Regions from separate parts of the Homo sapiens genome. Here regions 2, 3 and 4 are each linked to region 1. A link is a contact called in ENCODE Hi-C or POLR2A ChIA-PET data. All regions are on one chromosome and are shown on one strand. The core of a region is the stretch at or near the end of the contact, and the rest is flanking DNA. Distances in the headings are between cores, read along the strand shown. Region 1 overlaps GRK7 (G protein-coupled receptor kinase 7). Region 2 holds the start of TRPC1 (transient receptor potential cation channel subfamily C member 1). Region 3 holds the start of XRN1 (5'-3' exoribonuclease 1). Region 4 holds the start of PXYLP1 (2-phosphoxylose phosphatase 1).

Evidence for each region. A loop is a pair of places that touch in the nucleus more often than their neighbours do. ChIA-PET counts read pairs that join two places held with the same protein, here RNA polymerase II (POLR2A). Pooled maps may share reads with other maps.
Region 2: a loop to region 1 is called in a map of B cell, with 18 times the contacts of the local background. The contact joins the promoter of TRPC1 here to the enhancer-like site in region 1. A Hi-C loop is called at or near these places in 1 of 168 maps with a recorded cell type or tissue (B cell) and 6 of 50 pooled maps. POLR2A ChIA-PET finds 5 or more read pairs at or near these places in 1 of 52 experiments (Panc1).
Region 3: a map of naive thymus-derived CD4-positive, alpha-beta T cell shows a loop between it and region 1 (11-fold over the local background). The contact joins the promoter of XRN1 here to the enhancer-like site in region 1. A Hi-C loop is called at or near these places in 2 of 168 maps with a recorded cell type or tissue (CD4-positive, alpha-beta memory T cell and naive thymus-derived CD4-positive, alpha-beta T cell) and 10 of 50 pooled maps.
Region 4: a pooled map shows a loop between it and region 1 (7-fold over the local background). The contact joins the promoter of PXYLP1 here to the enhancer-like site in region 1. A Hi-C loop is called at or near these places in 1 of 168 maps with a recorded cell type or tissue (posterior vena cava) and 8 of 50 pooled maps. POLR2A ChIA-PET finds 5 or more read pairs at or near these places in 1 of 52 experiments (CD4-positive, alpha-beta T cell).

The regions. Positions count from the first base shown.
Region 1 is chr3:141,793,075-141,800,443 of GRCh38, forward strand. The region is part of intron 4 of GRK7 (G protein-coupled receptor kinase 7); the gene reads left to right. Among named protein-coding and RNA genes, the nearest start is that of GRK7, 33 kb to the left of the region's middle. RefSeq lists enhancers at 3,756-3,815, 4,486-4,605. Within about 2 kb of position 4,562, at least 32 of the 41 ENCODE cell types and tissues checked have a DNase peak (open chromatin) inside an H3K27ac peak, as active enhancers do; they include B cell and CD4-positive, alpha-beta T cell, where a contact is called at or near this core.
Region 2 is chr3:142,721,285-142,728,653 of GRCh38, forward strand. It overlaps TRPC1 (transient receptor potential cation channel subfamily C member 1), which reads left to right and starts at 2,750. Exons shown (of 13, transcript NM_001251845.2): 1 at 2,750-3,447. The coding sequence starts at 3,276. RefSeq lists a silencer at 2,994-3,043 and an enhancer at 3,302-4,168.
Region 3 is chr3:142,444,370-142,451,738 of GRCh38, forward strand. It overlaps XRN1 (5'-3' exoribonuclease 1), which reads right to left and starts at 3,668. Exons shown (of 41, transcript NM_001282857.2): 1 at 3,501-3,668. The coding sequence starts at 3,575. ATR (ATR checkpoint kinase) reads right to left here. Exons shown (of 47, transcript NM_001184.4): 47 at 4,866-5,233. The coding sequence ends at 5,060. It also overlaps the pseudogene EIF2AK1P1. RefSeq lists enhancers at 1,494-1,853, 3,386-3,665.
Region 4 is chr3:141,227,752-141,235,120 of GRCh38, forward strand. It overlaps PXYLP1 (2-phosphoxylose phosphatase 1), which reads left to right and starts at 4,074. Exons shown (of 6, transcript NM_001037172.3): 1 at 4,074-4,160. RefSeq lists a silencer at 3,813-4,192.

The DNA.
Region 1 (7,369 bases), core at 3,312-5,811:
GGTCCTGTATGACTCTTCATTTGGCTGCTTATTTGTGTCATTTAAAATATCCCTTATAACAAACCAGAAAACATAAGTGTTTCCCTGCATTCTGTGAGCTGCTGTGGCAAATTAATTGAACCCAAAGAGAGGTTTGTGGGGACCTCAATTTACAGCTGGTGGGTCAGAAGTTTTGAAGGCCTGGACTTGCCACTGGCATTCAAAGCCTAGAGGCAGCCTTGGGGACTGAGCCCTCACCCTGTAGGACCTGGCACTGTCTCCAGGAGATAGTGTCATAATGGATTTGAATTAGAGGACATCCAGCTCGCATCTGCTGCAGAATGGATTGCTGGCTGGTTTGTGTTTTGAGAGTATTGTGGGAGAAACTGAGTTTGTTTCTTCTACTCAGGAGTGCTCTCCTGAGATGCAGCCATGAGGAAGGCAGGACTGGGCAGAGAGAACCTCACCCCTAGTGCGGCAGGCGGTGGGGACTAAGACCTCAGCCATCCTTCAGGGAGCTCTGGAGTTGGGATGACTCTTCTGAGTTGGCCCAAATTGAGGTGGGGTCCAGACTTGTGTATCCCTAAGGATGCAGTCAGTGACTGTGAGTAGCTGCCAGAAGGGGGCGGAAGCCTGGGATGCCATCCCCGCTGCAGAAGGCAGTTCCCAGGGAGGGGTGCAGCTGTGAGCCATCAGCAAGCAGTGGCCCCAGCCAGGCATGGCTGCATAAATTTGGGGGCTCACTGTGAAATAAAAATATAGGGCCTCTTCTTCAAATATCGGGAAAAAGCCTCCTTTCATGCTCTATTTTTCAACCAGCCATAGGGTTTGGATTTGCTATTTAATGTCATACTTCCCCAGGCTCTGGGATACTCAAAGAGTGAGTAGAGACCCTCACAGACACCCAGGGCTCCAACCCACGACTGGACCTGAGGAAGCATGTGCCTGACCCCAGCCCTCCCTGCACCTGAGTCCAGGCCCCTACCAGGCAGAAAGTGGCAATAGTCACTGGGTGAGGGTGGGGGTAGAAGTGGGAGGTGGGGAAGCAGACAGCCATGAACCCATCCCGGGGAGGCAAGCAGGTGGCAGGAGGGGGACTGTGTGAGCTGAGGCTCCAAGTACGGCTCTATTGGCTTATTGGACTTCACTTAAAAGACACAAATTCAAAGATAAATGATTACAAACAGCATTAAACCCCAGTAAAGGTATGCCTCTGAGCACAGGGCCCTGTCCATGGGCACTGGAAACTGGCCTGGCACCAGCAGCTGGAGGGTGGGGGCCAAGAACCTGAAGAGGGGATTGGAGCCAAGTAGCCCCCACAGGTGGGGAAGAGCATTTCAGGCCATGGGAATAGTCTGGGCAAGTATCTCTTGCTTTAGGGGAAATGAAAAGGAAGCCAGGAAATGAAAAGCACATCGTAAGAGGAAATGTGGTTCAAATGAAGATGGAGAGGTGGCAGGGGCCAGACGGAACCTGGCATTATGGGCCATGTTAAGGACTTTGGGTGATCGTCTCTGATCACTGGAAAAGCTGTGGCAGGGTTTCATGAAGGGGACAACATGTTTCAAATTTTGTTTTGAAAAGATTACCCCAGGTGAAGTGAAACAGATTGGAGGAGATTCAGGTAGTTTGTGGTCTTTGTAATCCAGGTAAGAGGTGATGGGGCTCAGACCACAGAGGGAGTAGTGGAGACAGAACGCAGTGGATGAATTGGGGCGATATAATATTTCAGAGTGAATAGGCCTCAGTGATGGTTTGGATACGGGGTTAAGGGAGATGGGGTGTCAAGAATGATTTGTTAGATAAGGCTGTGTCACAAGCACAGACTTAGACCCTGAGTACTAAACAGGGAACCAGGCAAACAAAGACCCTGAATACTAAACAGGGAACCAGGCAAACAAATGCCTGCCTTCATGAAGTTCCAGGAGAGGAAAGGGATGGACAAGGACATGGGCAGTGATAATACGGTGTGATCAGGGTTGTCTGAGCTGGGTACATAGGAAGGGCACCCAGCCCAACATGAGGACCTGGAGTCACAGGGTCAGGAAGGGCTTCCAAGGGGAAGGGACAACCAAGCTAAGACTTAAAAGACATGAAGCCAGACAGGTAAAGAGGAAGGAGCATGCGCTAGGTAAAGGGATCAGCAGAGCTCAATAGTCCTCAATGGCGGGTGATTGTGCCAAACTTCCTGGGGATACTTGGCAATGTCTGGAGACAGTTTTGGTTGTCATGACTGGGGAACTGCTACCAGCATCTAGTGGGTAGAGGCAGGGATACTGCCAAACATCTTACAATGAATAGCACAGCCCCCAACACAAAGCATATTCAGCCCACAACATCCACAGTGCCACACTTGAAAACCCTGGCATAAAGGCCTCGCAGCACAAGGCCTGAGGCTCAGTCGCAGAACAGAGTGGCTTTGCAGCTGGCTGCAGTGTGGAGTCATGAGGTGGGAGGGGTGACTAACGATACAACTAGAGAGTTTAGCAGACACCAGGCCCTAGGGGCTGGAGGAGTTGCACAAGGGGAGTTTGAACCTATTGGCAAGGGTGCTGGGGAACCGATGAAAGGTTTTTAGCAGGGAAGTGACAAAATCAATCTTGGGGCCAGGTGTGGTGGCTAATGCCTGTAATCTCAGCATTTTGGGAGGCCAAGGCACAAGGATTACTTGAGCCTAGCAGATGGAGACCAGCCTGGGCAACAAAGCGAGACTCTGCTCTATGTTAAAAAAAAAAAATAGCCTTGGAATTACATCAAAGAGAAGGAGTTAGAATGAGCACAGAAAGGCTGGGAGGGAAGCAGAGGACTCAGGGAACTGTGGGCTTGCACATTGTCTAATGGAGTCACGGGAATAAGGAGAGGCTGGGCCAGGGGGTCTGCAGGATGCGGCAGGAGGGGGCTGTCATGTGACATGATACAGTTCAGGGACCTAATGGTTGCCGTGTCATCTAATCTAATATAGACACATGTTAGAAGCTCAGAGCATTCATTTAGATCATGCGCAGCTGATGAAATATAGTCCTGCAGGTCAAGGAGAAAGGAGCTTGAGCATTTGAATCCTGGTTCTGCCACTTACTCTGGCTGCTGTGTACAGATGTGCAGGCTGACTCCCTGCATGGGAGAGTGGGGGCTGACGTCACATGGGAGGCTGGTTTGCTCCACGCACCAAGACATTTGGAGTGCCTTCTAATTGGCACAAATGTACTCATGGGTTGGCCACAGCCCTGCACATGATCTTACACAAGTCAGACTGCTTCTCTGAGCCTGCTTAATACTGCCTGCCTTTAGCGTTGATGAGAAGATTAAGAAACAAAGTAGATAAATGCCTAGCCGAGGGTCAGCCACTTGGTAGGCACTCAAGAAATGATTGTACAAGAAGCTCCAGACCTTCAGTCACAATCCCCGCTGTTGCAATTGTTTCTGCCTCACCTGACAGGCACTGTAGTTGCTCAGGTGACCTCTGCAGCTGTGCTTTGTTCTCTGCGAGGCACAGGGAGCCAGCGGGACCCCAAGGCTGCAGCAGTGGGCAGTGGGTGAGCAGCTTGCATCTGGGTTGAGCCAAGCAGACACTCACAGTTGTCTTGCTTCCTCACAGCTGTGTGGGGTTTCATTTGTGGTTTTCTTCTGAGCATCTTAGAGGCACCGTGGAAAGTATGCCTCAGCCTGCTGCCAGAGAGATTCATAGCACATGAAACCACTGAAGAACACGCTCAAGTGAAAGAACGGGAACTATTGATCTCTGACCATGTGCCAGGCCCTGCCTTTCAGTCTGATGGAGTCTTGTGTAGCTGTCCTGCCTGAGACAACCAGAACCCAGGCATGGTAACAACAGCCGCTAATACATACTGTGGTAGCAGGCCTGCTGTGCGCCAGGTTTTGGGTCGACACCCAATCTGTTTTATCGTTTTAATCTTCGTCACAGTCCCATAAGGCAAGAACTGTTGAGGCTCAGAGGGGTTGAGTAAGCGGCTGTGGGTGACCGGCTTATAACTGGTAGAGCTGGGATCTGAACTACAGCAAACCAACGCCAGTGTGGGAGCCATTTCACCCCAGACTCTATGCCTGCAAAAAGTGTTATTGTGACGACCCCTCTTTTGGGCTCCCTGTGTGGGCTCTGTGAAATGGGTGTCCTTCCAGGGGTGTCAGGGAGAGCAGGAAGCCGCCTCTGATGGGATGCGCCCTCCCCGCCCAGGAAGTGGCGGCAGAAAGCGAGCCCTGAGAAGCCAGGGGCAGGAGCGGCCTCCGCGCGACACTGCGGCGCTCCTGATTCTGCGGCCTGGGGCCGAGCATGCGGGGCGGGCGGAGCCTCGAGCTAAGTCCCCTGGGGTCCCAGGGCCGCATTCCTCCGAGGTCTGCAAAGGCCACTGCTTAAAGGCGCAGAGGAGCAGCTGGGAACGAGAACAAAGCGGCCAGGCCCCCCTCGGAGGAAGGAAGGAGAGAGCCCCAGGAAACAGCTGATAGCGCTAAGCTCAGCTTGTTTTTTTCCTCTGCTCAACAGTTCTCCTGCCACGGCAAACAAAACATGTACATTCTGATTCCCTCTTCTGTTTGGATTGTGCTGTCGACTGGATCTGGTTTGTGATGAGCTGGGGGAAGAGGCATCCGCGGGCGATTTCTGGCTCGGCGTGCCAGTGTGCTTTTGCTGGGCCGCGCCGGGATCGCGGAGCTTCCTCTCCGGCTCCTTTCTCCCCGTCTGCGTCGCTAATCCAGCCTGGCCCGGCCACCCCAAGGGAAGACACGGCCGTTTCTTTTGATAGTGGAATTGGAGGTTGCCAAGTTTTCAGATTTAATGGGAGGTGGAGGGTTGCTCGTGTCCTTGACCTTGAAGGACCTGCGCACACTCATACTTTTTCATGGACTTGTAAAACTGTTAAGAGGTGAACTGTGCCCTCTCAGCTCCACCAGAAGCCCCTCCATGTTCTCTGCACTGCGAAGGTCACAGTCTGGTTCCTGGTTGTCCAGAGCCACACTGGGACTCTGTCCAGGGCCAGCCTGGGCCCTGCCAGTTCGGTTCAGAGTGACAGCTACAGGGTCAATGGAAGAGGCCAGCACCCAACAGCAAGAACAATGTAGGGGGTATCTGGACGGGCTTGGGATCTTAATCACACCTTAAGGTGTCTACCTTCCCCAATGTCTGGACACCTGTTGGTGACAGGTGGCCCTGATGGGACTAAGCTTGAGATTACTGTACTAGAAGGACTTCCCGCTGCCCCTGAGGGGATGGGGGAGGGGCACTGGCACTGCCAGGCGTGCTAAACCCCGTGAGGTCTGTTGTTCGATGTCGCCCAATGCTGGGTATACTTGGTTTTTGCCTGACCAGGTGTTGACTGTGTGGGTCTGGAAAGGGCACCATAAAACCCAAAGTAAAATAAGGTAAAACCCAGAAAAGGATAAAACACATACACACACACACACCCACACACCCCTCCACTAAGAGGTGCTGATACTCGGGCAATCCCTACAGCCCTGGGCATGGCGGTTCTGGTCACATGCACTGAAGGAGACGGTTCTGATGCTGCTGAGACAGAGGCGCAGGGCCCTGTGTAACTGCAGGAGTTAAACCCAGCTGTAAGAGGTCAGCGTGGTTGGACCTGCTCCACGCTGCTTGGCGCGTTCTCTCCTCCCACCCTACTCTGAGGAGGCAGTTCACATGCAGAAGACAAATGGCATAAAGGGCAGGCAATTAATTTTTTCAGCTGGAGGCTGCAATGGAATGTGGGTGCTTAAAGTCTGGCGTGCGCCTCTAATTCCATTCTCCTCAGTGAAATACCTCCGCTCTTCAAGGAGGTGGTGCCCTTCAAAGCTCCATGGCTGACATTTTCTGTCTTTAGGACCAAGAGGTGAATTTAGTCCTGAAAATTATTTGGAATGAATCTAAGGCCTTCCTGCACGCTGTCTCATGCTCTTTCCACTACACCAGGGGGTCTACAGTGCTGTAAAGATGGCAGGCCAATTCTTTACTTATTTCCTTGGGGAGGTGGTTGCAGAGCATGGCCCAGGGTCTGGTCCCATCTCCCAGAACCCTCTGCTGTGTGGAGCAGCCGAGCCAGCCTGAAACAGGCAAAAAATGGAGAATTCACTGGGATAAGGGGAAGGGAAACATCTTTAGCAAGAATGCTAAAGATCAAGGACTTAGTACTGGGCAAATGGGGAGAGGGAAGAAGGGGACTCTACAAGGGAGAAAAGAAATCCTGAAGGGAACTTGGAGGGGTAAGAAAAAGTCACTTCACCTACTTCTATAGAGGCGGAATAATGTAGTAGTGAAAAGCGCAGGCCAGGGCAGGCATGGTGGGTCACGCCTGTAATCCCAGCCCTTTGGGAGGCTGTGGCGGATGGATCACAGGAGGTCGGGAGTTCGAGACCAGCCTAGCTAACATGGTGAAACCCTGTCTCTACTAAAAATACAAAATTAGCCGGGCGTGGTGGTGAGCGCCTGTAATCCCAGCTACTCAGGAGGCTGAGGCAGGAGAATCACTTGAACCTGGGAGGTGGAGGTTGCAGTGAGCCAAGATCATGCCACTGCACTCCAGTCTGGGTGATAGAGTGAGGCTCGGTCTAAAAAAAAAAAACAAGGTGCAGCCTGTGTGTGATTCTTAGGTTGGTGATCTTAGGCAAGATTTAACCTCTCTATGGTTCAGTTTCCTAATCTGCAAAATGGACGCTATCTCATAGGGTTACTATGGAGATCAAATGAGGAATTCACATAAAGCACTACAGAAAATATTTAGCATGGAATAAGCACTCAATAATGTTTTCCATTATTATTTCCAATTTTTCTCTCAGCATGTGTTTCACAATCCTTTGTTCATGGCAAGGTATGTTGTCCACTTTCACCCTACACCTTCTACCGAGCAACTTAGGTTTATCCAGTATCCTCATTAGTAACTTTAATCCTTAATGTCACTCACCTTTGAAATGTGCTCATTGGACGGGTGCCACACAGAGCAAGCTCGCAATAAATGTTGCTGAATAGAACTTACTGACTGCCACTGACTTAACTTCGTTTGGATGTTGTTTATAGTCTCTTTATGCCTCTGCCACCCCAGCAGAGTCATAAAGAACCAGACAGAAGCAGGACCCAAGAACATGAGGCCCAAAGGAGAGCTGTGGGAAGTGAAATACTATATTCAGGGAGACCCTCAGCTCCTTCCCATCTCAGTTCCCCAAATGAGAGCAAGCAGGCTGATACTTCTCAGGTGGGGTATGGAGATATCCCACCTGATCCCTCTTGTCAGTTGATAAGCTGGACTCCACATAGCTTATAGTCAGCTTTTTGGTGCTTCACTCTTAAATATGAATGACTAGACAAAGATCAATTGTCATTTGTAAAAAAAAAAAAAAAAAAAAAAAAACTCTTCAAAATGAAAGACAGAACCAAAACAATCAGAGG
Region 2 (7,369 bases), core at 1,500-3,999, 930 kb after region 1:
AACCCTAAAGACTTCTCCAAAATGCTCCTAGAACTGATAAAAGAAGTCAGCAAAGTTTCAGGATACAAAACTAATGTACACACATCAGTAGCCCTCCTATACACCAACAGCAACCAAGCTGAGAATCAAACAAAGAACTCAATTCCTTTGACAATAGCGGCAAAAGTATTTTGTTTTATTAGAAAAATAAAATACTTAGGAACATACCTAACAAAGAAGGAGAAAGAACTCTACAAGGAAAACTACAAAACACTGCTGAAAGAAATCACAGACGAGGCAAACAAATGGAAACACATCCCATGCTCATGGATGGGTAGAATCAACATTGTGAAAATGACCATACTGCCAAAAGCAATCTACAAATTCAATGCAATTCCCATCAAAATACCACCATCATTCTTCACAGAACTAGAAAAAATAATCCTAAAATCCATATGGAACCAAAAAAGAGCCTGCATAGCCAATGCAAGATGAAGCGAAAAGAACAAATCTGGAGACATCACATTACCTGATTTCAAACTATACTATAAGGCTACTGTCACCAAAACAGCATGGTACTGGCATAAAAATAGGCATATAGACCAATGGAACAGAATAGAGAACCCAGAAATAAACCCAAATACTTACAGCCGACTGATTTTCAACAAAGCAAACAAAAACATAAAGTGGGGGAAAAGACACCCTATTCAACAAATGGTGCTGGGATAATTGGCAAGCCACACGTAGGAGAATAAAACTGGATCTGCATCTCTCACCTTATACAAAAATAAACTCAAGATGGATCAAGAACTTAAATCTAAGACCTGAAACTATAAAAATTCTAGAAGATAACATCGGAAAACCCCTTGTAGACATTGGCTTAGGCAAGGATTTCATGACCAAGAACCCAAAAGCAAATGCAATGAAAAGAAAGATAAATAGCTGGGACTTGATTAAATGAAAGAGCTTTTGCATGGCAAAGGGAAGAGTTAGCAGAGTAAACAGACAACCCACAGAGTGGGAGAAAATCTTCATAATCTATGCATCTGACAAAGGACTACTATCCAGAATCTACAATGAATTCAAACAAATAATCAAGAAAAAAAAAATCCTAACAAAAACTGGGCTAAAAACATGAAAAGGGCTGGGGGCAGTGGCTCATGCTTGTAATCCCAGCACTTTGGGAGGCTGAGGCAGGCAGATCACCTGAGGTCTGGAGTTCGAGACCAGCCTGACCAACAGGGAGAAACACTGTCTCTACTAAAAATACAAAATTAGCCGGGTGTGGTGGCACATGCCGGTAATACCAGCTGGTCGGAAGGCTGAGGCAGGAGAATCACTTGAACCTGGGAGGCGGAAGTTGCGGTGAGCCAAGATCACGCCATTGCACTCCAGCCTGGGCAACAAGAGCAAAACTCTGTCTCAAGAAAAAACAAAAAAACATGAATAGACAATTCTCAAAAGAAGATACACAAATGGCCAACAAACATATGAAAAAATGCTCAAGATCACTAATGATCAGGGAATTCCAAGTCAAAACTGCTATGCCGTATGTACCACCCTACTTCCGCAAGAATGGCCATAATCAAAAAAATCAAAAAATAATAGCTGTTGGTGTGGATGCGGTGAAAAGGGAACACTTCTACATTACTGGTGGGACTGTAAACTAGTACACCACTATGGAAAACAGTGTGGAGATTCCTTAGAGAACTAAAAGTAGAACTACCATTTGATCCAGTAATCCCACTACTGGGTATCTACCCAGAGGAAAAGAAGTCATTACACGAAAAAGATACTTGCCCATGCATATTTATAGCAGCACAATTCGCAATTGCAAAAATGTGGAGCCAACCCAAATGCCCATGAATCAATGAGTGGATAAAGAAACTGTGATATATATATATATATATATATATGTGGTATATATATATGTGATATATATATAATGATGGAATACTACTCAGCCATAAAAAGGAATGAATAAATGGCATTCGCAGAAACCTGGATGGGACTGGAGACTATTATTCTTATTCTAAATGAAGTAACTCAGGAATGGAAAACCAAACATCGTATGTTCTCACTCACAAGTGAGAGCTAAGCTTTGAGGATGCAAAGGCATAGGAATGACACAATGGACTTTCGGGACTCGGGGAAAGGTTGGGAAGGGGGAGAGGGATAAAAGACTACAAAATTAGGTTCAGTGTATACTGCTCGATGATGGGTACATCAAAATCTCACAAATCATCACTAAAGAACTTACTCATGTAACCAAACACCACCTGTTCCTCAAAAACCTATGGAAATAATATGGAAATAAAAATTTATATATTTGTATAAATTATTTAAACATAATATAATTATATATCTATATATCCTTTATAAATGAGAGTTCATTTCCAGCCTAAAATGAGTACAACATACAAACCCACGAGTCTGGCTCTCCATTGTGCTTTAAAGCATAGTGCACCAGAATATGAAATAGCTGGACAATTCCACAAAGGATTTCGACTAAACATTAAGTCGTCAGAGACTCAATTAACATACTGCTCCATATTTGCTTAATTACCTTAAACCAGTACCCTGGGTGTGGAAAGGGACGATTGAGCGAAGTCTTCCTCAGACTGCGGTTCACCTCACCAGAGCGAAGGAAGCTGCAGCGGGCTCCAGGAGCCCAGTGCGTCCCCACCGCAGGCCCCACCCACCCACGCCCCGCTTGCCGCAGGCCCCGCCCACCCAAGCCCGCCCTTGCCGCAGGCTCCTCCCTAGTGTCGTCGCTACAGAGGAGCAGAGGATGACGTGAGGACAGAGTCGCGAACATCTCCTCGGAGCGCAGCTGGGCCAGCGGTTCCCACAGCCCTGGAGCCCAACGTGCGCAGAAGCGCCTCTTGGAGCTCCTCTCCCACAGATCTCTCGTCCTCTTCCTGGGCTAGGCCGCCCCAGGCGCGGCCCCTGCGACTCCTGGCACGGCCCCGTGCTCGGCTGCCGCCCTGGCGCGCGCCACACTGTCGTCCCCGGACGGGCGCGGACCGGCTCGGCCGGGGCGCCGGCGGCTGGGGAGGGGTCGCTGGCCCCGGGGCCGCGCATGCGCCGCCACCAACTTGGGGCTGTCAGTGGAGGGCGAGTGCTGGTTCTCAGGGGAGGCGACGCCCTTCGGGGCCAACGGGCCTCGAGCCGAGGCAGCAGTGGGAACGACTCATCCTTTTTCCAGCCCTGGGGCGTGGCTGGGGTCGGGGTCGGGGTCGGGGCCGGTGGGGGCCCCGCCCCCGTCTCCTGGCCTGCCCCCTTCATGGGCCGCGATGATGGCGGCCCTGTACCCGAGCACGGACCTCTCGGGCGCCTCCTCCTCCTCCCTGCCTTCCTCTCCATCCTCTTCCTCGCCGAACGAGGTGATGGCGCTGAAGGATGTGCGGGAGGTGAAGGAGGAGAATACGCTGAATGAGAAGCTTTTCTTGCTGGCGTGCGACAAGGGTGAGAGTTAGGCCCCTTTCTCCTCTGGACGCCCCTGTCCTCCAGACCTTTAGTCCTCTCCCCCGCCTCAACTTATATCGGGGCATTCCCTCTGTCTCAGGCGCCGAGTGTCTTCCCGCCTCGCCTGCTGCCTCAGGCGGTCTTCTCCTCACCGCCTCTGCCCTGTGAGTGTGGAGCTGGCGGGAGAGTGGAGCTGGGGCTGCGCCCTCGGAGCGCTGCACCGTCGGGGGTGGCTCTGGCCTTGGGGTCCGGGGTTTAGGTAGCGCCTTGGGAGCCCCGACCCCAGCGTTTTAGCGCCGCCCTTGCTACTGACCGCATGAATGACCTGGTCTTCTCTCTGGCTCGCAGTTCATTCCTTCCGGGAGTCGAGAGGCTAGTTTCCGACACTCCAGTCGGAAAATTCCGTCACCTTACCTTAGGATGCCTCGTATGGAGGGTTCTCATCACCTGGTTTTTGTTTTTCTTAAAAACAAAACCAGACCCTCTATTATTTAGCTTCACCTGACCAGTGCTTTAGCCAGTGACTGTTGACTGGCATTAATAACGGAATATCCTAGGTGGAGATACATGAAGTAAGGACGGGACGGAAGAAATTCTGCCTTAGTTGCCAAAACTTTCTCTGGATTTACGGAACGCCTTTGATTGTTAGTGCTTTTTATTGGAGAGAAAGATTTATTGCTCCCAGATCTTTCTTTGGGAGATAAAGATAGTGAAAAATAATTACAGGAATTACAAGGCAAAAATATGTGGAATATATTTAGCGCGTTATCCTTTTTTTAGTCTAGAAGTTAATCATTTTTATGGCCATATTAAGGCCATGTCACGCAATCATCCTTTGTAGTGATGTATATAACAAAAGGGATAGGAAATTGATTGCCCTAAGACTGCTTTTGTTTCCTACATGGAAACACTAAAATTTTTCTTTTTCCAAATTTATATGGCTGTACACTTAGGAAAACTCTGTTAGAAACATGCAAACTTCTGGAACAAACCCAAAGGGCAGTTTACACTATGAAAAGACTAACTACACAGGATTTTTGTTTGTTTGTTTGTATGTGTGAATGTGTAATTAATAAATGACAGCCTTCCTAACCTCTCCTCCTGCTTTTGAAATAGGATTTTATTTACATGATTTTTTGAAAACAATTGACATATAAACAAAGTCCACCTATGTCTGTGGTTGAGCCATTTTTATGTTCTTATGTAATAGTATTAAATAATATTATGAAAGCAATATTAATAATATTGTTAAAGTACACCATGGACACAACTTTGAGCAGTCTTTGAGATGTAAAGAAACAGAATATACATCTACAACGTCACAAAAATAGGGTCTGTGGATTATGTAAAATTATTTAGTATTGCTGGAGTGGGTTGCCTGAGTTCTCTTCCCTCAAAAGTTCTGAGAGAGGAAGGGGAGAAGATTGTGTTGTACTAAAATGAGTAAGTGCTGGCTCCATGTATTCCAGCTCACTGTGCAATGGTTATTTTAAAGCAAACAGAAAGTATGTCAAGAAAGGAAATTTGATATTCCTGTCAAACTGAGGACAGAAAAATATCAGTGGAATATGGTTGAGCAAGTATTTGTGCATTGTGTATATTTAGGATTATTGCATGACATATCTCAAACAAAAGAGAGTTTTAATTTATGATAGTTGTATAGCCTATTTAGTAGTACCAGGTGAAATACCTTGATATTCTTTGTCAGTTTTTTATTTTATAACATAATTGAGATGAGAGACTTGGCTTTGGGGGGGTAGGGTGGAAATTAAATATGCATATTTTCCCCATATATAAATTAGAAATTTTTAAAACAAGTGAGCTAAAATGGGAATTTTCTGTTTCAGGTATGTCTAAACAACTTCTTGAGTTAGATTTGGAAAAATAGCATAATTCTTACGCATACTTATGGGGTACATTTACATTTAAAAAGTAACTTTGAGTTATAGGAATATTCTTTTGATTACGTGTTTGTATTCGCTAATATTGTTAGACTTTTTAAAATGTTACCTAAACCAGTCTAAAAGTGAACAATTTCCTGAAGTAGCTATGACTTCCACCATTACACTGGAGCCTTCCTCAGACCAAATGTTAAACATTCACTAAAGCAGCTATTGGGGTCGAGTGTTCATGCTTTTCATAGAGGATTTCATTTAAACCCCACAACCCCATGAGCCAGATCTGTTGTTGTCCTCAATTTGTAGATGAGGAAAATGAGGCTTAGCAAAATTTTAAAATTACTTTGCCCAAGGTTACATTGGTTAGATAATAGTAGAACTGGCATTTATCTTGAGCCTGCACTCCTAACCACTACGTTATATAGATCTGGTTGTAGGTGAATGAGTGAACATCATTTGTGTCAGAAAAGACACATCCATATTTGGACTTACTAGTTGAAATTACATTTTCTTTGTATGGATGCTTTATAAACCTTGATTTCTGTGTATTACATTTGTTCAATGAAGGGTAAAAAGCAAGCATGGTACTTCAGTAGCACCAGAGTAAATCAACTCTAGAGTATCTATGGTGTTCTAGAGTGTCTCATTCTTTTCATGTAGCATTCTTGTTGTACATATGCAAAATGTTCATAACATATTCTTCTTAGGAAAAATTGAGGAATTCCTAAAGCAAAAATTGTGGAGATGAGATGGATATGTGTATGTTAGTGGATGGGTGGCCCTTTGAAAGATGTGTACAGATTAAAGAGTACAATAAATGTAGGAAAGAGAAAAGAAAAAGATTTATAGTTTGTGATAGCTGGCTTTTATGTAAGTAAGTTCGGTAGATTTAGGCAACTGCTGATCTAGGTAGTGGCCACTTAGTAATGGCTGTTAGTGATCTTCATAGTGGGTGAGGATCATCTCAGAGGTAACATTGAATCCTTTCTTTGTAAAGGAAAACCTTAATTGAAAGTTACTGTGCCAGCAATATATAAAGTGAAGTCTAGGACCCCCAGATAAAATTCTCAGAAAGTATACTCATGTTCTTTCTAGAGATAGAAAGCTATATAAATTCAGAGGTAAAACTTAATTGAAACAAGAGCTGACTATAAATATGTTGTTTTATGAAAAATTAAGTAGTGATTCTTACAGCCATGGCTTTGTCCTCTCTCATTGAGAATTAGTGTCATAATGAGCCTCTTTTATTTGTAGGCACCTATGGTGTCCCTCAGGTCTGTTAACAGGAGAAAGGGTAAATAAGTTTATTTAGAAAACACCTAAACTAAGTGTAGTTCATGTTAATTTTCCTCTAAAAAAAAAAAACTTGTTGAGTAGATGGTAGCTTTTAGTATATATTTGTAAATATAAACCTGCATAAACTGTTTGATTTGCTGATGATCATTAATCAGTTCATGTGGAGGAAAGAAAGTATGAAATGATTCAGTCCCTGCCAACTCTCCATGGAGAGTATTTTCAGGAAATCTGATGTGCGGTAAATGAGTTAGAAGCCCCTTCTTGAAATTTCAGCATGGGGTTAGGGGGAGGGATGGAGAGAGCAGGTTTTCACCTTTATCAGTGGGCTCAGCCTAGTCTCAGTGTCCTGTGTCACCTTTGTGGTAAGATTTGCTGTGTTGTAAGGAAAAATGTTTTGATGACTGTATTTCTTTTTTTTTTTTTTTGAGATGGAGTTTCTCTTGTTGCACAGGCTGGAGTGCAGTGCAACCTCCGCCTCCCGGGTTCCAGCGATTCTCCGGCCTCAGCCTCAGCCTCCTGAGTGGCTGGGATTACAGGTGCCCACCACCACGCCCGGCTAATTTTTTTGTATTTTTAGTAGAGACAGGGTTTCACCATGTTGGCCAGGCTGGTCTCAAACTCCCGACCTCGAGTGATCCACCCGCCTCGGCTTCCCAAAGTGCTGGGATTATAGGCGTGGGCCACCGTGCCTGGCCTGATGACTGACTTTCTCCATAAGCTTTGTGTAC
Region 3 (7,369 bases), core at 2,418-4,917, 650 kb after region 1:
GGCTGAGGTGGGCGGATCACTTGAGGCCACCAGGAGTTGGAGAAGAGCCTGGCCAACACGGCAAAACTCCATGTCTACTAAGAACACAAAAATTAGCTAGGCGTAGTGGCACACGCCTAATCCCAGCTACTTGGGTGGCTAAGGCACAAGACTTGCTTGAACCGGGGAGGCAGGGGTTGCAGTGAGCCGAGATTGCGTCACTGTACTCCAGCCGGGGTGACAGAGCGCGACCTTGTATCCAAAATAAAAAATAAAAAAAAAGAATGAATAAGACCTACTATGTGATAGCACAACAGGGTGACGATAGGCAATAATTTAAAAACAACTAAAAGAGTGTAATTAGATTTTAACACAAAGGATAAATACTTGAGTGGATGGATACTCCATTCTCCATGATATGATTATTACACACTGCATGCCTGTACGAAAACATCTCATGAACCCCATAAGTATATACACTATGTTTCATAAAAAAAAATAATCATAATAATCCCAGGCTTCATTTCACTTTTTTAAAAAATACTGTTTTACAACATACTAATATACCATGTCTATTTTAATATGCATTTCTATATGCTATATGCTATAGCTAATAAATTAATTCACTCAAAAAATATTTACTGAGTACCCATTCTGTTATGCTGCTTTGGTTTTTTCTTTTTCAGGCACCTCTACTATTTGTCTTCTTTGCCTATCTTTCTTATCGTTACTTTTTCTTGAATCTTTTAAATCTATTTTATTTTTTAAAATTTCATCTTTCCACTGCCGATTGTTTTCTCAAATGGTATCATTTGCTCGTCTTGCTTCTATTTGAGGCTCAGCTCTGCATTTTTTTTTCATTTACTTCTAACTTTCTCTGTCATCTCATTCTCACATTTTCATAATTGATACACGTTGTTCTTTCATGTCTTACCTCATTTTCTTAATGCCTTTTAACTCATTGTGAAATAGATAATAGTTTTGGTTATAATTTTGGTCTATTTTGTGTGCATTTTTTTCATTGCAAGTTTTTATGTCTGGAGAGATACTCTGTCCCTTTTTCTCGTATAATAACTTTGTATGTAATTTGATCTCAATACCTTTCTGTAGCTCATTTTTATGTGAATTTAATTTTCTTGAACTTTTAGAATGAGTAGAGGTTCAGGGAATATAAGTTCACAAAGCTGTTTCTGGGTAGTGTTAAAAAATACAGTGGTTTGCTTTGTGGTTTGTTTTCTAAGATTTCTTGATTCTATGACTTTGCCTCACTTTTATATGGTCTATCTCCTTCTCTTCTTGTCTCTATTGTCCCTTTCATAAAATTTTATTCCACTTCCAGCATAACATTTCCGTAAGACTTTATTCCACTCCCTTTTCCTTAGGGCTCTGGTCTAGAATGGCACCTTGGCAAGTCAGTTTTGAGTGTTCACAGGAGGTAGACTACTCCTGCCTGTTTGGTCTTTCTTATGGTAGACCTTCACCCAGTCAATAATGGAGTGAATAAAACTCCTCTGTTTCAGCTACCGCTATCTAATTGGCCAGCACAGTCTTTTAGTGGATACCGCTGGCTATTCTGGAATTCTGTTCTAAGGTTCATCAGATGTTGCCCCATTGCTTCCTTCTCGCTTTTGCACAGATGGCAATATCAACGGTGTCTAGAGACTATTGATAGTTTGCCTCACCTAGTTATGTTTTGAGTTTCATGGGGATAGCATGTCACATGGTTTGTTGTAATTGTTTTATGGATTTTAAACTTTGGTTTCTAGTTTCTCTTTCTGTTTTTACAAGATGATTCAGAGAAACTGAAAACCTATGCTACTGAGGCCACACCACTGACTTCCCGTAACTTACTTCTTCTCCCTATCCTTCCCGCCCAGGACTAGCTTTTGAATGCCTGTGACTTATTTAGGCATTACCATCTTTAAGTTCTACTTAACAGAGAAGCTGATAACCTTTGGTCTCTTTTTAATCAAACATTTTTGAAAGGTATCACAACAATGAACCAAATTTTAAAATTTATTTACAGTGAAATTTAAAAATAATTCTCCTCCCAGTTTCTATATAAAGCTTTCACAAAACCTATCCTTAGTGTCCATGTCATAAAACTGCATTAAAGAGATTTTCATTCTTCAGTAACAAAATTCCTCAGGATGGAGAGAATCTAAGATATTTTCACCAAACCAAATTCTGTGCCACAGACTACAGAATAAAAATATTACTGAACAAATTATGTATTAAATCATCACGAATAACAATCGCATTATTTTTGCACTTTAGAGATAAAGTGACTGATATATAGCAGGTACTGACTGAAGGATGCAAGAAAAGCCAAAGTTGGTTGTCTCCATTTCTGCAATGTACTGGTTTCCTTTTTAGCCCTCCCCGGGGGAAAAAAATACCTCTCTAAACCTAACTCAATCTATGTTTCAAATAAATTCAAGATAAGCTAACCTTGGAAACTTTTTGTAGTCTATTTCTCATCTACCAAATCTGATTGGAATCCAGCAACAAAAACTCCTTTCCAGAAGTAAACTACCTTCATGTTCGTAAATGCCGATTAAACCATAATTTAATAGGCTATTTACAATACTACCCATCACAACTGATTCAATCAGCTACACAAATTTCAAGCTTTTTTTCTGTAAAGCATCAGAAAAGAGATCAAATTCATTAAATGTGACAAACACCAAAGTATCACCCAAAGTCTAGTTTACCTAATAGACGACTGCTTTCTCCTCTCTTTCCACAGTTCCAATATATAAACTACGTTTTCGGAATCTACACATTAACGTTGTCCTGGGGTCAGTACATGCCAAATATTATTAGTAGTATTAATGTTCTATCAATTCGTTTCCCAACCCCCTCTGTCACACAGTGAGGCCTCCAAATAAAAGGTCCTACGCCCCACTCCCCAGCTGGCCCAAGAGTTTTTTGTTTTGGCAACAGGGGATTGGTGCTGCTTTTGAAATAACAGAAAGTAACAAAAGGCATCACCAATATGACCATCAGCCACGTCGGAAAGTCTAGGCTCCGGGGGCCGGGTGGGCCGCGCTCTAGATCAGGGAAAGTAAACAAGGTGACTGCGTGCGGAAGCGGCTGTTATCGTCTGTAAGTGGGTCTGCCGCTCTGGGTGGGATGGGGGAACCTACGAGGACACCCACTCCAGCTTCGCAGCCTCTGTAAGGAAAAAGGCAACTTGCAGCTCCCCGGGAGGAAACCGGAGAACAGTAAAAGCGTTCTTTCCCAGGACTTCATTTCGGAGTCGCGGAAGGACCAGCAGAAGCAAGAGCTGTCAGAGAAGCCGTGAACCCAGCGGCTCTGTCCACACACAGGCAACCTGCGTCCTTAGCCCCTTTCGGCTCATCCGGGCGTCCTCAAACCTTCCGTCCCCCTCCCTAATGCCACTAATCGTCCAGACGACGAGGGGAAAGAGGTGGCTCGAAAGCCCCAGCTCTAAGGTGGAGAGGGCCGCGGAGCCCCGGGTCCTCGGCTTTCTGAGCCGTTGCCCCTCGCTCACCCACCTGATGCTCTTTCACCACTTCGCTGAGACAGGGATACCGCTCTGAGATCCATCTGTAAAACTTGGGGACTCCCATTTCGATCGTCAACACTAATCCCAGTCAGGGCCAAACCGAAACCAAACGCCCCGCCGGGGCTCCGCCGCAGCCTCCGGTCGTCGCTCCGCGGATGACAACACACCGCCCGGCCGACCATAGAGAGCGCCCGGCGGGCCTAGAGCGGCAGGATCCGAGGCCGTCCGAGGGGCGGGGCTTAGCCCTCCGGGCCTCGCGCGGCCGGGGCCGCGGTACTGTCCAGTGGCGGTCAGGGAATCTGCGGAGGTTTGCTGGTGTGTTGCAACTTAGGGGCGAAAATGCCCCATGATAGAGTTGTGCTTTCTAAGTGGATTTGGAAGTGGCATGAAAACCGTACGAAGGTGTGGGAAGGGTATCGAACACTGATTTTTGTTCCGCTTGTCTCCTAGGGTTGCTAATCTCAGTATTTTTCATTCAGATTTCGAAAGATCTGGTGATTTACTTGGCTTAGTTTGTTGTTTTGTCAATAATTTTTTTTCTCTGAGGAATTTAAACTTACGTTTCTTAATACATACGTTTAAAAACGTTCTTTTCCAAATTGTTCAAAAAAATTTCCCATGTACCCGCCCCCCGCAACTGTTAACATAAGACCTTGGATACGAAATCATTTAATGTTTAGTTTTGACATTCTTGCATCCGGGTTTATCATATTTTTCCCCATCACACTTTCAACCGCACAGCAAAGGAGAGTTCTATCAACTTAAGTGAAATTATCAGTTTTAAATGTAAGAGTTTTCCACTTATTTGAATGTATTAACCCGTTACTTTGTATTTAAGTCTTCTGGATGAAAACTTACAGAAAAACCTTAAACATTTAATACTTTTTGGATTTTAAGATCTCAGGAAATGTTAAGTATCGCTGTCTTTCATGACCACTGGATTCTGCATTCTGGGACTGCAGTATGGCAGCATCACACAAATTACAGAATGTTTATTTCGTTTTCACATTCACGCTTCTTGGCTTATATTTTTTCCCTATCACACTTTAAAACAAAGTTTTATTAAGTGAACTTAATGATATGCTATTTATATTTATATATCTCTCTTACTAGACTGTCACTTCCTGGAGGGCAGGAGAGGGTAGCTCTATGCACAAGTCTGGCACAACGCCTTGCCCACAGTATTTATTCCATATAATTTTGTTCTTCAAGTGAATCCTTACAATAGCTAGGACTTTTAAAAGGAAATCAATAGAAGTTGTAAAATGAAATTAGACTTGCTTGTTTCTTGCAAATATAGTTTTTGACCATAAGAACACATGATATTCTATTTCTCCAATTATAATGCACAGTATGTATTAAGAAAGCAGTTTATTTCTTAATAACTGAATGTATATTATTTTACATATAATTAATGATCAGAGAGAAATAACAGTTGCTGAGAACGTAAATTTATGTTGTACTTTAGAATTGAACAGATACAACCACAGATTCATACCAAATGCATTACTTTTAGATTATTAACATATTCTTTTACATAATTTCATTTCACATATATGGAGTCCAACCAAGATACATCTGGCATAGTAAGTTTTCATCAGTAGCTTCCTGTATAAGGTAATGCACATGTCCTTCAATAGATAACGGCAGTCCTGTCACTCTATTTCGAGTCTTGATTACACCTTGTAGTCGCTGCTCAATGTCAAGAACATGGGTCTTGGCCTAAAAAGAAGAAACATAAAACCAAAAACAGATGTTAATAATTTGGAATTACTACCTTTCTTTATATTTTGACATTTAATAAATGTTAATACCATTTTACTGACCAATACCCCTTTTGTAAGAGCAAATACAGGAAAAGAAGAAATTAAACAAATACAGTTAGCTTGTGATACTGATTTGGAGGCTCGCAAGATTGATTCAACATCAACTGCTTGGACATGTTTCTGGACTACGTGAAATACCAGGGAATTATTTACACATTACAATTCTAGAAAAATAATTTTTTAAATCTGCTTTGGAAGTGTTTAGGACTTAAACATTTCAATGAATATTCAAATAACAATGCTGTACTGCCTAATATTTACATTATGTTAGTACATGCAAATGGGTGTTCTAAGTGAGCTACTTGGAACTGTACAATTTCTTAAGCATATCTGAATGCAAAAGGAAGAATAACGTTATTAGAAGAATAATTCTCAGAGGTGGTGCTGGGTGGGCTGGTGGGCTGCGCTGCAGCCCACGAGCACAAAGAGGAGGGCCACGGGGTGGAGACTGTTGCTGTGCCATCTGCCATCGACTTTTCCGCCAAGAGCCTGGACTCCAAATATGACTTATGTTCCAGCAGAACTCCAGGTATTAAAATAACCCCTACAACAGCCAACTTTCCCTTTTGCAGTTGCAAACCAGCTGCCGCTTATTTCTTTGGTGAAGCACTTGAGCCATGTGCGTGAACCAAACCCAGTTCATTCAAGACAGTGTTTAAGTTACTTTGCCAGACCTTTATCAAAATGGGGCTGCTGTCTTCTTTCACTTGTGACAAGTTTAGCTCATTGAGACTACATCACCACAGAGCTATTACTCACTTAATGAGGTCCACTAAAGAGAGAGTTCATCAGGATCCTTGTGAGGCTATTTCTCATATCCAGAAAATCAGATCAAGGGAAGTACCCTTTGAAGCACAAACTTCACGTTACTTAAATGAATTTGAAGAACTTGCCATCTTAGGAAAAGGTGGATATGGAAGAGTATACAAGGTCAGGAATAAATTAGATGGTCAGTATTATGCAATTTAAAAAATCCTGATTAAGGGTGCAACAAAAACACATTACATGAAAGAACTACGGGGAATGAAGGTGCTGGCAGGTCTTCAGCACCCTAATATCATTCGTTATCACACTGCGTGGACAGAACATGTTCAAGTGGTCCAACCACAAGCAGACAGAGCTTCCGTTCAGTTGCCATTTCTGGAAGTGTTCTCCGACCAAGCAGACAGATACCAATACGGTGTTAAAAATGGTGAAAATAGCAGCTCACCCATTATCTTCGCGGAGCTCACCTCAGAAAAGAAAAACCCTTTGCAGAATCTGACACTCAAAATCAGAACAACAAGCTGTGAACTACACCATCAATTCCGTCTTAAGAGACACCAGTGAATATGAATCATCCCTGGAGCTCCAGGAAAATGGCCTGGCTGGTTTGTCTACCTGGTCAATTGTGAAACAGCCCCTGCTGCTCAGGTGTAATTCCCTCCTAGAGGAGAATTTCACATCCACTGAGGAATCTTCCAAAGAAAACTTCAACTTGTTGGGGATCGAGGTGCAGTACCACCTGATGCTGCACATCCAGATGCAGGTGTGCAAGCTCCAGCTGTGGGACTGGCTAGCTGAGAGAAACAAACAGGGCCAAGAGTGTGTGGGCAAGTTTGCCTGTCCTTATGGCCAGTGTTGCAACAAAAAATTTTCAAGATTTAGTGGAAGGTGTGTTTTACATACATAACATGGGTATTGTAAACAGAGATCTGAAGCCTAGAAATATTTTTCTTCATGGCCCTGATCAGCAAGTAAAAATAGGAGACTTTGGTCTGGCTTGCCCAGACATCTTACAAAAGAACACAGACTGGACCCATAGAAACAGAAAGAGAACACCAACACCTATATCCAGAGTGGGCACTTGTCTGTATGCTTCATCCCAGCAGTTGGAAGGATCTGAGTATGATGCCAAGGGTCTCACTCTGTTGCCCAGGCTGGAGTGCAGTGGTGTCATCATAGCTCACAGCAGCCTCCAACTCCTGGGGTCAAGTGATCCTCCCACCTCAGCCTCCCAAGTAGCTGGGACTACAGGAGTGTGCCACTGAGC
Region 4 (7,369 bases), core at 2,824-5,323, 570 kb before region 1:
TCAGCAAATTACTGCAGTTCTTTGATTTTTTGGCTTAAAGTCAAGTTCAGAGCCATCTCTTATTTTTATTTAATGTGGTTATTTTGTGTTCTGTTCTTCCAGATTTGGCTTTCTAATTAAATTTCACCCAGATAGATGGGAAAATGAGTTTGCCTCCCTAGCTGCTCTCAGGAGGGGGAAGGGACTTGCATAATAGGCCTGCTAGGGGTGGGGAGAAGGGATTACAGCTGGTGGTAAGTAAAATGAATCATGCATACATAAATAATAGAGAACAGACCACCCTGGAGCTGGCCTGGATTGCATTTTTAAAAACTATACATGTGTTAGAGACAGTGCAGCATTTCTGCAAGAAGCTAAGGATGATCTTTAGCTTTTTGCAAGATATTTATCTCCCTGAGGCCCTGCAGTTGCCAGGTGTGGGGTAGAAGTGTGAATGAGGCCATATTCTCTCTTTACATCACAGTTTGATATTCTCTACTATATTAATCAACATAAATCTATTATGTATAATTTTAGTTTTAATCTTTATTTTTGTGTGCTTTGTATTTTTCCAAGTTTCAACAATGAATAGGTACTTCTTTTGTCATCGGAGAAACAAAACCCATGGTAAATGGAATTTTGAAATGAAATTTATTCTCTGGATACTGTGATGGGCACAGAAGAAAGGTTTAGTGTGGATGTATAAAATCTGTCATAAGTCAAGACTGCAGGCAGCACAGGCCTTTGGAACTTAGAACATGGTGCAAATAACCACTCCACCTCCATCCCCTAGAGGACTCCCTGGTATTGTCATCTGTCATCTCAGTCTCTGTCCTAGACTATTTGTCTTTCCCCATGGTAAAGTCCCTTTAAGTGTAGAGGCAGTAGCTCATTGTTTCTTTAAGTCTACAGTACGGGACAAAGGAGGCTGTGCAAATATTTGTACAATTTTTGCTCAAAGGCTTGAAAGTGAATTGAAGCTGGACACCTGCTCCCAGTTGCTTATAGTCTAGGAAGGGATCACTTGTGTAACATGGGAGCAAATGCTGCCTAGCGGAATATTCGTGACTTGGGTGAGTCTGGGACTATTTTTATAAGATGGGTGGGCTCTGCTTTTAATGAATGTTGAGGGTTTCCTTGGAGGTCAAGATGTGAATTTGGAAAGGACAAAGGAGCAGGCTGGGAATAAGAGGGGAGACAAAAGTTATTGAGCATACTGCATGCACTTTTCATTTCTACAGTTTACAGTTACCAAAGAGGATGGCTTGCTCATTTATCATATGAATAACGGTGATGATAGTTGCTATTTTACAGGAACTAATGTGTGAGGTCCTATGCTAGAGGCTTATACTAGTCAAGACTCTCTTGGTTGCAAGTGACAGAGAAAGCCAATTCTAATTTGCTTGGGGGAAAATGGGGTATTTACTGGAACACGTACTTGAAAAATCCAGTGGTATGTGGGATTCAGGCACAGCAGAAACCTGCCTATGACATCCATTCTGTTGTGAAGGTAAACAAAAAAGAAAGAAAGAAAGAAACCTGCCTATCTCACCACTCTGCTTTCCTCTGTCAGCTGCAGTCTCTGGCACAGTCTCCCCAGGTGCTGGCCAGATGGTCCCCAGCTGTGTCAGGCTGCCATCCTGCCTCTTCAGCAACCACGGAGGAAAGAGATTTAGTGGGAGTAATGGTCTTGAGATGCTTCCTCATATCTATTTTCCCTGTAGGAAGCTTTTCTTTTTTCTTCCCTATAGCCCCTTTCTCCATTAAGGCTCGGTGGGTACCACTCAGAACCCAGAGTCCACAGGGGGAGGAGATGCCTCCTCTAGAATGGAAGGTAGCATAGACATCCTCAGGGAATCGGGAAGGTGAGGTAAAGAAACAGGATGTGAGTCTAGGGAGTGTATGATGCCTGATTCCATGAGGGCCTGAGGCTATCCCTATACCAAGTGTGGACCTAGGGAAGGGGGTGGTACAAAGACACAGATCTCAGATAGGTTAAGGAGGAAGCTGAAAGCAGAAAGGGCCTGTGTCCTATCTCCAGGCTGAGACTCTGCCCCCACAGTATGCCCTGCGCTGTCAAGCAAAGCGCTGGTGTGGCAAATTTTGCAGAGAAATGGCTAGAGATGGTGCCCTGAGTTACCTTTAGTCCCCTTGTGACAGAGAAGGGATCCAAGAGTGCCTACATGCTCCCTGCTGAGGGTGATAGTGTGTCCACGAGTGAACCCACCTGCCATGGAGTCACAGAGGCTGAGAGCACAGCATGGACATGTGGCCCAATCCTGCAAACAAAGCCAGGTCCAAGGCTAGTTGCAATGGCTGGCAGAGAAGCTGATTTTCTGCTAGAACTAGAGCTGTGAGGCTGTGAGCCTGGATCTGCCAGGGTCTCATGTGCGCATGAAAGCGTAGTTCATGTGGAAGACAGCAAAACTGAGACGGGGAGTCCCTGAGACCCTGGGACTAAAGCCAGGCCTGAAGCAGACAGGCTCTTCATGTACACAGCGGATCAACCCTTTGTGATTTAAGTTAGTGTGAATTGGGTTGTCTTTTACAGCAGAAAGCACCTTGACTAACCCATGTAGAGAAGAGGGTGACAGTGTGAGCTAAGCAGTAGAGCCTGCAATCCGTGAGAGGACAATCAGAAGGGGCAGAGGAGACATTGTTGGGCGGGCTGCGGTGGGCTTCTGTGGGGGCCAGGTGGGAGAGTTGGGGGTGATGCCAAAGGGGACAGTGAAAAGATTTTGTGCTCATGGATTGGGAGAGGCTGTCAGTATTCAGGGCAGAAAAAAGGCCCGGGATAGCGCTGCATCGGGGGAATACCAGAGGCGGACAGGCAGCAAAGTCCGGTACTGACGAGCCATTAAGGCACCTGATGAAGAAGGCATGACAGGTGGCTGAGAGAATGGCGAGACCACGGGGATAAATGGAGTTGGGAGCTTGGAAGAGGTAAAATTTAGTGCCAGACGTGGTAACTTGAGGAGGAAAGTTCTAAGAAAAAAACCGGAGGGTAGGGGGAAATATGGCTAACATATCTGAGCCAAGTGTGTGGATTTGAGAGCCATCAATCAAGGAGAGAAAGCAGAAGTCAAGGGATGAGATCCTCCCAAAGGTGCACCTCAAAGGTATATAGTAGCAAATTCGAATCCGTATCTATTTTGCCTGAGGCTAGTTGTGCTAGGACACACAGGGTTGCTGTAGACCTCGAGCTGACAGCAAAGACCTCTCTGATAATCGCTGTTGGTCGTTTCATCTCCCACAGAGAAATCTGGTGGAAATCTCCACCAGCTGGAACCTAACATTTGCAATAAATGACCCACAAATACTGATCAAACCAAATACAACCGTTCGCCTATCAGATGTCTAACGGGGCGTTACAGGCAGCCCTCAAGTGCTCTGAGGATCTTCAGCAGCGGCTCCAAGGAAGCCGCGGGCCGGGAGCAGGTGGGAAGGGCGACTGCGCGGGGCCACGACCTCCCCGGGTCTCTGCAGACCGTTGGAGACGGAGCAGCAGCGAGGACTAGAGCAACACAAGGCCGGATGTGTTCTGAGCCGGAAGAGGAGTGTGGGATAGGCCGAAAGGGGTGGGGGGTGGGGGGTGACAGTTTGGGTCTACGTGGCAGCAGGCGCACCCCAGACGCGCGCGCCCACCCGGCGATAGCATCAGCGGCGCCAGGGCAGGCACATGGCCCCAAAGCACCCACACTAGGGCCCGGGCCGGCCAGGGCTGTGTTCCTGGGCCTTGGCGCGCCTCCGCGCAGTCCCTGATCGCAGGTCAGGAGTTGTGAGGCACGCGAGAGCCCTGCGCGTCTGTGGTCGTGGTCCCTGCGCGCTCGGCTTGTCCGTGCCCGTGGCTTTGCACGCCGAGGGCTCTGCAGACTGACCAGTCTCTCCGGGCTGTGCTGGGCCTCCCAGAGGCAGTGTCCTCTCAGCAACCCCGCGCGGTCGCCCCCGCCCAGCCGCACCGCAACACCGCCTCCGGGGCGGAGCTCCAGGGCTCCTGGTGCAGGGCCGGCCGAACTGAGACGGGGCGCGGCGGGGTCGGCAGGGGGCGCTGCCGGGCCCCGCGAGCTCCCCGGTGGCGGGTGCGCGCCGCCCTCGCCTCCCCTCGCGCCGGGAGGAGCTGGCGGCGAGCGCCGAGCCGGGCGCGCAGCGACGGAGCTGGGGCCGGCCTGGGACCATGGGCGGTGAGTGCGGCGCGGGCCTGGGCCGGGGCGGTTGCCGTTGGGGCCGAGCAGCGCAGAGGTTCTAGGCGGGTGGGCGTCCAGGGTCCGAGGTTGGGAGACTGAGGGGGTCCCCCTAACTCGCCAGTGGGAGAGGGGCGGGAAGGCTGGGGGCGCTTCGAAGCGTCGGGTCCGAATCCCGCGACTAAGCCTCCTCCTTTATCCCCGCGCTCGCCCCTGAGCCTAGGACTTGCGCCCTCTTTCCTGCCACTCCCCCCGTGCGCCCGGTGTCCCAGCCCCGGCGCCCGCCCCATAGCCCCCTTCTCCCAGAGCTGGCGCCGTCTCACGCCCGCTGCGAACCCCCGGCTCTGTCTCCAAGCCCTCGCCCCCCGCAGCCCCGCACTCTCCCGCGGAGCCCGCCTCCACCTCGCCCCCGCCCTTCCAGCCCTCTCCCGCACGGCCCCCGCACTCCCGCCGCTGGATTCCAGCCGAGATTCAAGCTCCCGGGATCCCCCTTCCCGGGCGGTCCTGAGCCGGCTAGTCTCCAGGTAAGGAGGCGGCCGCAACTTCGCGGCCTTTCCCGGAGACGGGGCTGGCTCCTCTTGGCAGCCACCTGCAGCCTGACGCCTCCGGGAGTCCCGGGCCTGGCCACGGGGCCGCCCGAGCGCAGGTTAACATTCCTGGATGCGCAGGTTAGGACCGTGTGGTGTAGACCCACGACGTTGCTTTTGCTGGTGAACTTGCCTATGTCCTGATCTTTTAAATAAGCTGGGTTTGTCACACACACACACACAGAGAGAGAGAGAATGGATTTGCTTAGGGTAGGTTGCCTGCTTTGCAGCCGCAGCTGCCTTTTAAATTGTACCTGTGGATGGTAAAGGATTCACGGTGCAGGACGTGGAGCCATATTTTCCCGCTTCGGCTGTGAGTTCAGCGATTGCGAGGGGGCTCTGTAGTGAGTGAGGTTATCACCGCCTGGCTAGCCAGTGTCTTTGTGGAAAGGCAAGGATCCTTTGTAAGCATTCAACAAGTAAAATCAGGAGAGATGGGGAATCAGATCGAGCTGTGAATGGGGAAGTGTAGGGGGGTGGATGGGGGATCGGAGAGTGCTCCACAAATGGAGCCGTTTGTTGATATTTGCAGAAGGCCCGTGGGTGTGAAGCTGGCAGTGCGGAGCCCACCCTTTCAAACGGGATGCGACTGCGGTCGGGCTTGGCAGTAACTTACCCTCCTCAGAGGTGTTGGTGCCCAATCGGGACATCTGTGGGAAGGGGATTTATAGCAGATGGATCAAAAGGCCTCGGGCGCGGTGGCTCACGCCTGTAATCCCAGCACTTTGGGAGGCCGAGGCGGGCGGATCACCAGAGGTCGGGAGTTCGAGACTAGCCTGACCAACATAAAAACCCCGTCTCTACTAAAAATACAAAATTAGCCAGGCGTGGTGGTGCATACCTGTAATCCCAGCTACTCAGGAGGCTGAGACAGGAGAATCGCTTGCACCTGGGAGGCAGAGGTTGCAGTGAGCTGAGATTGCGCCATTGCACTCCAGCTTGGGCAATAAGAGCAAAACCCTGTCAAAAAAAAAAAAAAAAAAAAAACCCTCGTGGTCCCTGGAGAGAGGTGAAGATGCACGGGACAGCCTGAAAGCCAGTGTATGAATCTGCCCCATCCCTTCTCCTGGCTTTCATTAAGTCTTGGATTAAATTAATTGCTTATCTCAGAGAAAGGATGTGTAGGGGGAACTTCTCTGTTAGGGATTGGCTCCTGGCCAGCCCATCCTCACTGATGCCTTGGGAGGCTGCGTTTGGGCACCAGGAACAGCGTGGGCCACCTGGCCTTTGGAGCACAGCACTCCGAGTGTTTGTGGAACTGCAGTATCTGTAACTCTTTTTTCTATTGATCAGCTTGAATAGTTAGCTCAATATTACTTCACTATTGATTAGATAAGTAGCCCAAGGACATACTGGGGCTCAGTAGGGTCTCTCTGTCCAGAAATTCCCGTGGGCTTCTCCTTGGCCCTCCCTACACCGCTCTGTGATGAGTCGCTGTCAGATGCCCCACTGTGCAGGAGCATCTTCAGGGATGGGTGGAAGGAACCACCTCTGTGGCCCCAGGTCCCTGCCTGGTCCCCCCTGTCTACCACATAGGGGTACTCAGTGTTTGTGAGGAAAAAAAATGGATGCCCCGGTGAATTAGTCTGAGTTCACAACCAATGTTTTCTACACTTTGCTACACTGTTCAAAATGTTACCCTTAAATTCAACAGTTTTTTTTTTTTAATGTGTCATATCACCAGAGACAAACTCATTTTTGTGTGTGTTTGGAGCAGTGAGTGCAATCTACGGATCAGTCTCTGATGGTGGGTCGTTAACCTCAGTGGGGACTCCAAGATTTCCATGAAGAAAATCAGTTGTCTTCATTCAAGAATTGGGGTAGGTGGTGGTGGGCGCCCTTGGAAGCTACTAAGTTTGTCTGCTGAGGGTTGAGTCCACCATAGCTTAACCTATAGTGCCCAGAGCTGTAGCCCCAGTCCCCTTTAACATTTCCTATCCCTGCCCACTGACGGAGGAAGCTCCCAGGGAGACAGGGTACCACTTGCAGAGCCCCACTGGCCACTTCAGATTGCACCATCCCCACTCCAGTGGGTGTTGCTTCCTGTGGCGAGCTGGGAGTGCCTCTTCTTGCACATTTCTGGCACTGTGGCTTGCAGCTCTATTGGTGGGAGGGAGGTTGGTGTTTTGGGCCAGTGCTTTGGTCTCTTGGAGGTGGCTATAACCCACTGGCAGATGGGGCAAGGTCCAGCTCTTGTGCCTCTGTCAAAGGCCACCCCCAGGCAGTACAGCCAAATGCTGAGGGGGTGGGAACACCTCATGTCCCCCTTTTTTTGTGGGGGAATCTGGAAAGGGCTAAAATTGAGACTGCCACTTGGCTGTGGGAGCCTGCACTGCCCCTGGCTGTCACGAACTTATCTTTCTTACCCAGATTGTCTCTGTCTTCAGGTCTGGCTCAGAATTCCTGCAGCTGGTGAAAATCTGTTTTCTAGAAGAGGTTTAATTAATGCCTGCAGTCTGTGAGTAAGAGAAAGGGAGGAGAGGGAGAAAGAGACATACTACTATCTAGAGGTGGGTGGGAGAAAGGATAGGAGAATGTTCAAGGTCCTGAAAATTCATAGGGGGAGATTTTGGCCCCAGAACCTGTCCCTGGACAAGGTTCCTGGTTGGTGGATAAGGAAGT